2 separate regions of the Homo sapiens genome follow, and region 2 is linked to region 1. Evidence: chromatin contacts called from ENCODE Hi-C or POLR2A ChIA-PET data. All regions are on one chromosome and are shown on one strand. The core of a region is the stretch at or near the end of the contact, and the rest is flanking DNA. Distances in the headings are between cores, read along the strand shown.

The links. A loop is a pair of places that touch in the nucleus more often than their neighbours do. ChIA-PET counts read pairs that join two places held with the same protein, here RNA polymerase II (POLR2A). Pooled maps may share reads with other maps.
Region 2: a loop to region 1 is called in a map of endothelial cell of umbilical vein, with 3 times the contacts of the local background. The contact joins the promoter of CA12 here to the enhancer-like site in region 1. A Hi-C loop is called at or near these places in 14 of 168 maps with a recorded cell type or tissue (CD14-positive monocyte, GM12878, GM20431 and 9 more), 2 of 37 single-sample maps with no recorded cell type and 6 of 50 pooled maps. POLR2A ChIA-PET finds 5 or more read pairs at or near these places in 6 of 52 experiments (AG04449, BJ, HEK293 and 3 more).

What each region holds. Positions count from the first base shown.
Region 1 is chr15:63,289,374-63,293,360 of GRCh38, reverse strand. The region is part of intron 4 of APH1B (aph-1B gamma-secretase subunit); the gene reads right to left. Among named protein-coding and RNA genes, the nearest start is that of APH1B, 14 kb to the right of the region's middle. Within about 2 kb of position 1,705, at least 3 of the 41 ENCODE cell types and tissues checked have a DNase peak (open chromatin) inside an H3K27ac peak, as active enhancers do; they include endothelial cell of umbilical vein, where a contact is called at or near this core.
Region 2 is chr15:63,379,562-63,383,532 of GRCh38, reverse strand. CA12 (carbonic anhydrase 12) reads left to right here and starts at 1,687. Exons shown (of 11, transcript NM_001218.5): 1 at 1,687-1,897. The coding sequence starts at 1,813. RefSeq lists enhancers at 963-1,482, 1,483-2,003.

The DNA.
Region 1 (3,987 bases), core at 456-2,955:
ACCCCCATCTCTACTAAAAATACAAAAAATTAGCCAGGCGTGGTGGCAGGCGCCTGTAGTCCCAGCTACTGGGGAGGGTGAGGCAGGAGAATGGCATGAACCCGAGAGGCAGAGCTTGCAGTGAGCCGAGACCGCACCACTGCACTCCAGCCTGGGCAACAGAGTAAGACTCGGTCTCAGTAAAAAAAAAAAGAAAAGTAAAATAAAATAAAATAAATAACTAAAAATAAAGGCAGCAGTGGCTGACGAAAATAAGGACAATTTTACCCATGAGAAGAAACAAGGTCTATAGAGAATGGAGAAGTGCAAGTCATTCAACTGCGCCGAAAGGTAGTCAGCAGAGCCTAGCCATTCATCCGTGTGAGGAAAGAGACATCAGTGATTCAGTGTGGCCTGAAACATACCTAGAAGAGCCATCAAGTCTTACAGCCGCAGCCCATGTCATTCTTTCAGCTAGAGACTGTGAAGCAATACACTGAGCTGCCTGCTTACACACTGCCTGAAGACTGATGCCTGTGATGTGTGCATTTCATAATGTATCACAAGCTACTAGAGACTATGATAGGTCATATCCATTTAATGAAAGTGCATTCCAAAAAGTACAATTTTCTATTCTCAGTTATTTGAGCAGCTGGAAAGAAAGGCTTACACTATTGATATAAAGAAAACAAGCCAGGCGTGGTGGCTCACACCCTATAATCCCAGCACTTTGGGAGGCTGAGGCAGGAGGATTGCTTGAGGCCAGGAGTTTGGGACTAGCCCGGGCAACATAAGGAGACCCCCATCTCCACAAAAAATACAAAAATTAGCTGGGCATAGCAGCACATGCCTGTGGTCCTAGCTACTTGGGAGGCTGAGTGGGAGGATCACTTGAGCCCAGGAGTTCAAGGTTATAGAGAGCTAAGATCATTAACACTGCATTCCAGTGACAGAGTGACAGAGCAAGACCTTATCTCTTAGAAAAAAAGAGAAAGAGAAAACAGATAATGAAAAATACAAATTCGATGATATATACAGCGTATAGAGTATCACTGTATCATAAACAGTAGCAGTTAGTTGTGACAACTTATTACAAGAAATTAAGATTCTAATGAAATCATAAAAGGATAAGAACTGCAGGTTACAATCTATTGTTGATCATTTTTTCTGTATCATTAGGAGATGTTATACTTTCTCTACTACTTTGGAATTTGGAAATGTAGGTATTGAGATAGTCTTGCTTACAAAGAGCTTTCAGTCGAGTCTAAACTTTAACAAACTGCCACACTGTAGAGATTATTCTTAAAATATTACGAATAGAAAAGTGAATGAAAGATAAAAAATGTATTGGGTTACAGTAACAAAAATTTATTCTCATGCTCACAGGTCTAAAGGCTGACTGTGCATTGCTGATAAAGGCTGGGATCAGCTGGAAAACTCTGCTGCAAGCTCCTGGGGTGGGCTCTGTGTGGCTCTGGGTATATTCATTCAAGGGTCCAGGCTAAGTGGCCATTAACTTCCCAAGGTATCTTCTTCTCATGGCACCAGAGTCCAAGAAGGAAGGTCCAATCATGCAAATACTTTTTAAGCCTCTAACTTACATCATAACCACTAATTGGCCAATTCAAGCCACATGACTGAGCTCAAAGTCAAAGGGTAGAAAAGAACATTCCAGCCACCATGAGACTTATTACAGGAAATGACAAATTGGGACAAAAATAATCTCCCACATTCCTCTTTTATTTTCTTCAAGCTCAGTATTTTTCTTTCTTCAGTCATATCCCACAGGCCATGGCTTCTAGATCTTCTATCATACTGACAACATTCTTTCTATATGAATTTTACTTCTTCAGTATTCCTGTTAAATCACAATGCTTGGAACAATACAACACTCCATATGTGGTCTGACCCATATTGGTTTTCCCTTGTGAAACGTTTAGTGGCTAAAAAGTTTAAAAGCTTGCCTAGGTTTTAAGTGCACTGTCTAGAAAATATAATAGAAGTGAAATGGTCTGGGGAATTTTTTAAAATAAAATGATCAGCTGTTCTTTTTTACTAGGTACTAGCTAAAGACATTTTTTCTTCTAAAGCATAAGGGAGGTAATTCGGAATGAAAAACCCAGATTCTATATAATACTAGAAAAATTATCTTCTCTCTGAATTCTGTTTTCTCATCTCAAGCGCTAAATTCTCCACCTTAATAATATTCTTAGGCCAGTTTAGAGCTTATAAGCACTTAAATACATATTCTCTAAATTAATTTCATTTAATTCTCAACAACTCTGAGCTAGGCGTTATTTCTGCCCTTCCTGAAAGATCAGGAAATTGAAGATTAGATGGAAGGACAAGACTTCCTTTGCCCTGTGAACAATACTGCTCTTACCTCCAGGCCTGGAGGAAAGAGGCCTCTTCCCTCTGCCTCGAACATCTTTCTCTGACAACTCCTTTCTTTGCCTGCCTAGCTATTATTCACCCTTTAAGTAAATCTCTACTCGTTATGGCACTTCCTCCATAAGCTGTGCCTGGCTTTCATTTTTCTGTAAGTTATTTATTGAGTGCCATCTAGAAATAAAGGACTCCACAAGATGCCGAGGACAGAGCAGTGAACAATACAGATGTCGTCCTTGCACTTGCATGGCTTAGCACCCAACTGGAGAAAAAGACATTCAACAAATAACTATACCATTACTTAATGACGCCTGTGATAAATGCTGCAAAGCCAAGGTACTGTGGCCTGGGAGCATGGGTTACAGCCTGTCCTTTGTGCCCCATGGCTCTTCCTCATTTCACTGTAGCATTGATCATGCTTTATTGTAATTAGCTGTTTGTCTTTATTCCCCACTATGAATGGAAGTTATGAATGGTAACTGGGCTCTATTTTCATAGCTTGGTATAACTCCTTTAGACTAAAAACATTTAATAATTATGTATGGAATGAGTGATTCAATAATCAAATGGACTTGCCCAAAATACTAAATTAATGAGCCAGGATAAGATTCGAACCTAGGATTCCAATTCCCATACTTTTGTCTCTATACAAAATTACCAAGAAATGGTAATGATTCTAGTAAAATTTAATGCTAGCCTACAACATAACCACAAATAAAAAAGAAGTAACCTATACATAAACATTATTTATAAACTATGCCTGTTTGTAACATAAGAGCCTATGTACACACAGGTATCATATAGTATGGATCTTATTAACACATACTAATATAGACAGATATATACTACAGGCTGAATATCCCTTATCTGAAATGTTTGGGACCAGAAGTGTTTCAAATTTTGAAATATTTGTGCATCTATATATATAAAATGAGATATTTAGGGGATAAGACTCAAGTTTAAACATGAAATTCTTTTTTTTTTTTCTCTTGAAACAGAGTATCCCTCTGTTACTCAGGCTGGATTGCAGTGGGACGATCACAGCTCACTGCAGTCTCAACCTCCCGGGCTCAATGATTCTCCCACCTCGGCCTCCTGAGTAGCTGGGACCATGGGTGGGCACCACCATACCCAGCTGAATTTTTTAATTTTTAGTAGAGACAAGGTCTCACTATATTGCCCAGGCTGGTCTCAAACTCCTGAGCTCAAGTGATTCTCCTGCCTTGGCTTCCCAAAGTGTTGGGATTACAGGCATGAGCCACCACACCTGGCCAAAACATGAAATTCATTTGCATTTCATATATATCTGATACACACAGACTGAAGGTAATTTTACACAATATTTTTAATAATTTTGTGCATGAAACAGTTTTTTCTTGTTCTGACTGTGACCCATCACACAAGGTCAGGTGTGAAATTTCCTACTTGTGGCGTCATGTCGGTGAAGGAAGTTTTGGATGTTGGAGCATTTTTGGATTTTGGATTTTTGGATTAAAAATGCTTAATCTGTAATTAGTGACCCTACATTCCTTATTTATTCTGATTATTATTTAGGCATTTGTAATGGAGTATACTAAACATATAAAGTTATGGATTTACCTGGCAAAAATGAGTTGTGTC
Region 2 (3,971 bases), core at 438-2,937, 90 kb before region 1:
CAGACCTAAATGACTCAGTCTTTCTTCTAACTTTCATGCTGTCCTTATTCATTCCTGGGCATAGGCCAAACTAACCTTAGAAAGGAATTCAGTTTATGGTTTGACTCAGAAACAAAATCAATAATAGCCCTTTCCCGAAAAGACCCCCTTCTTGCCTGGGTGCCAGTCTGCCTTTGTACGATTAATCTATTAGTTACAACATTAGAAATTATGGTTTAGGGGTCCTGCGGCGTCAGGCTGCAAGAGTCTGAACCTTCCCAAGTTGCTGCTGGGGATAACATCGCTATTGTAAAATCTAACATCCTATTTTGCAGACCCTGCACTGGATGGATCAGCTGACACCACTCAGACCGTGTGTGATCTGGCTCAACCAGTTCTGCGATCCCACCCAGGAACAGAAGACTGCAAGAAAACGTTACTTCAACCCCCCTGTGATCCCATCTGCAACCTGACCAATCAGCACTCCCCAAGTCCCAAGCCCCTATCTGCCAAATTATCTTTAAAAACTCCCAGAGGCAGGGTGCAGTGGTTCAACGCCTGTAATCCCAGCACTTTAGGTGGATCACGAGATCAAGAGATCAAGACCAGCCTGGCCAACATGGTGAAACCCCGTCTCTACTAAAAATACAAAAATTAGCTGGGTGTGGCGGCGCGTGCCTGTAATCCCAGCTACCCAGGAGGCTGAGGCAGGAGAATCGCTTGAACCCGTGAGGCAGAGGTTGCAGTGAGCCAAGACCATGCCACTGCATTTCAGCCTGGGCGACAGAGGGAGACTCCGTCTGAACAAACAAACAAACAAACAACTCCCGGAATGCTTGGGGAGACTGATTTGAGTACTGGAATCCCAGTACTTTAGGAGGCCAAGGTAGGTGGATCATTTGAGGTCAGGAGTTCCAGACCAGCCTGGCCAACATGGTGAAACCCCGTCTCTACTAAAATTAGAAAAATTAGCCGGGTGTGGTGGTGGGCGCCTGTAATCCCAGCACTTTGGGAAGCCAAGGCAGGTGAATTATCTGAGGTCGGGAGTTTAAGGCCAGCCTTAAACTGGCGAAACCCCGCCTCTACTAAAAATACAAAAATTATCTGGGCATGGTGGCATGTGCCTGTAATCCCAGCTACTCGGGAGGCTGAGGCAGGAGAATCGCTTGAACCCGGGAGGCGGAGGTTGCAGTGAGCCGAGATCACGCTATTGCACTCCGGCCTGGGCAACAGAGCGAGACTCCGTCTCAAACAAACAAACAAAGGAACGAAAACCTCCGGTCTCCGGCACGGCAAGCTCTGCGTGAATTACTTTCTCCATTGCAACTCCCCTGTCTTGATAAATGGGCTCTGTCTAAGCAGCGGGCAAGGTGAACTCGTTGGGCTGTTACAGGACCAGTGACAGACCAAGGGCATGCCACTGAAGGAATCCCTAGACGCACCCTTCTGGATGTGAGACAGGCGGATCTCACCCACGCCTGCCAGCAGCTCCTCGGAGAACTGTGTTCCTGGGTCAGCCCTGGCCCAGAGGAGCGCCGGGGACCCGCAGAGTGCTGCTGAAGTCAAGGCTACAACTCACCTAGGATCTGGGGCGCCAGCCCTCCGGTGGGCAGGGCGTTCTCCTCCCCCACCCCCTCCCCGCACGATGACATCAAGTGTTTGGCGTTGAGTTGCTCCATAAAAGCTGCCCGGGGAAGCCAGGAGAGCGAAGGGCGGACGTACTCGCCACGGCACCCAGGCTGCGCGCACGCGGTCCCGGTGTGCAGCTGGAGAGCGAGCGGCCACCGGGAGCCCCCGGCACAGCCCGCGCCCGCCCCGCAGGAGCCCGCGAAGATGCCCCGGCGCAGCCTGCACGCGGCGGCCGTGCTCCTGCTGGTGATCTTAAAGGAACAGCCTTCCAGCCCGGCCCCAGTGAACGGTAAAGTTTCCGCCTGCTTCTTTCCTAACACTCCTGAGCGCTCAGCCGCCCCTGGGCTGAAGGCTCTTCAATGATAAAGTAAAATCATTGCTGCGGGGAGCAGGGAAGGTGTAGTACCAAATAGTAGATTCTCAAGAAAGGATGCTCCGTTTTCCTTTGCTGAGGTTGGGTCGGGAAGCACGTTGCTTTCTAGTGGCGCTTGGCGCAGATTTGGTGTTAAAATGTTTGCGTGTACTCCCGGGCACCGCCAGCTCTGAAGATGTGGCTTGGGAACTTGCTAACCAGGGAGGAGATGCAAAGCCAAGATTTAAAACAGCGTTCCCCTGATCCACGTTTAGAAAGTAGAGACATGACTGTGGCATTCTGATTGGGGTAAGCACAGAGAAAGGTTTGCTGTGCCCCTGTGCAGAACCCGCAGACAGTGGTAGGCGCTTTTCTTTGGAGGAGAGGATCTTTACCATTAAGTCTTACCTACAAGTCAAAGGGATGATGCATCCCATTCTTAATCATTGTTTTTCTCCAGGAGGGCTCTACTATGCTGAATGTACGTGTGTGTGCACGTACACACACACACGCACGCGCGCACGCACACAAACCACACACACACACACACACACACACACAGCATATTTCTGATTGTAATTAGAACACTAAATCCCAAAAGGCTGGAGGCTGAGGGACTGAATGGAGGCTCCGTGGAGTGACAGGAGGAGGTGGCAGAGGGGACCTGAACTGTGGGCTCACGCCGGGCCAGTGAGCTAACACGTGTACAGCCAAGGCTGGTTCATTAATCTTTTGGAATAAGAAAGTGATTTTGGACCGAAAGTGATTTTACTGGCTGAAACTAGATTCTTCCTGGCGAGGCAGTGGTGGTGGGAAATGTGTCCTGCTCAGCAGCATAAAAGCTCTGAGCCTCCTCTCTTGGAGGTCACAGTGCCCATGGGGAAGGGCAGGGGAGCCAGGCTGTGGATAACTCTTAATTAAATTCCAGTCAACTAGCTGGCATGATGTGCTTGATATTATCTCCCTCATCTGGTCAGGGAGAAACAGAAGCGATGTAACAGAAGTTGGGAGAAAGGAGCGATGTAAAAGTGAAAATCAAGTTTTAAAACCACAAACTTTACATGTTTCCTTTTACGAAAGCTGCACTGAGACCAAAGTTTCCCTGGAAATCTCTTTAGTCCTAAGTTGCTCCAAGACCAAAGGGAGAAACAGCCATTAGTTGGCCCTCTTTCCTATAGCTGGTTGCTCCTCTCACTCTGGGGCAGCTCTGCCTCCCTTCTCTCTCTTTTCCTGCCCTTCCCTGTTCTCTTCCCTCCCTCCCCTTCCTTTCTTCCCTACTTTCCCTGCTCTTCCTCTTCCCTCTCCCTTTCCCTCCTCCTTATCTCCTCTCCCAATTCTCCAAGTTGGGACTGGGGAAGTTTGTAGTCAAAACTCCACTTTCGCCTCACTCTGAGGAAGGAGACTGCCTACCCCTGGGTAGAGCACAGCTTTTATTCTGTAAATTCTCATGCAGTTTCCTTGGGTTTTTAACTGCCTTAGAGGACAGGTCAAAGCAAAAATCACTGAGGTGTAGAATGTCAGCATGAACCCAAAGTTGGAGGTGGAGAGGAGTTAAGCTGAGTAATGGGGTCAAAGTGTGATCTGCTCTCTGCCTGGTGCATTTAAACTTCCAGCATTGGAGAATGTTCAAGAACAATGTCAGGGGCCCAGGAGGGAGCATAATAATGTGAAGTCAAGTGTCTTCTGGAGAAACCCTTGGAATTCTTAGTTGCCGTGGCTTTGGGGGGCATTTCAGTGAATTCTGCAGAGCTTGCCCTGCCCAAACCTGGTGTGGAGAGCCAGGCAGTCTTGGGCTACCCAGGAGATGGTTACTCAGGGAAAGTTCTAGCACCCAGCACAGGAAGCAGGCAGGGCCCAGGACCTCTGATATGGATCTTGGTAAATACCATTTTCTCTGGGCATTCCCTCCAGGGGAACCTCCCTGCCCAGTACCAGCTGGGTCTGCAGGTTCTAACAGGTTTCAGGCTGAGCCTCCCAGGTTTCCCAGATGGAACAGATAACCTTCCTTGGG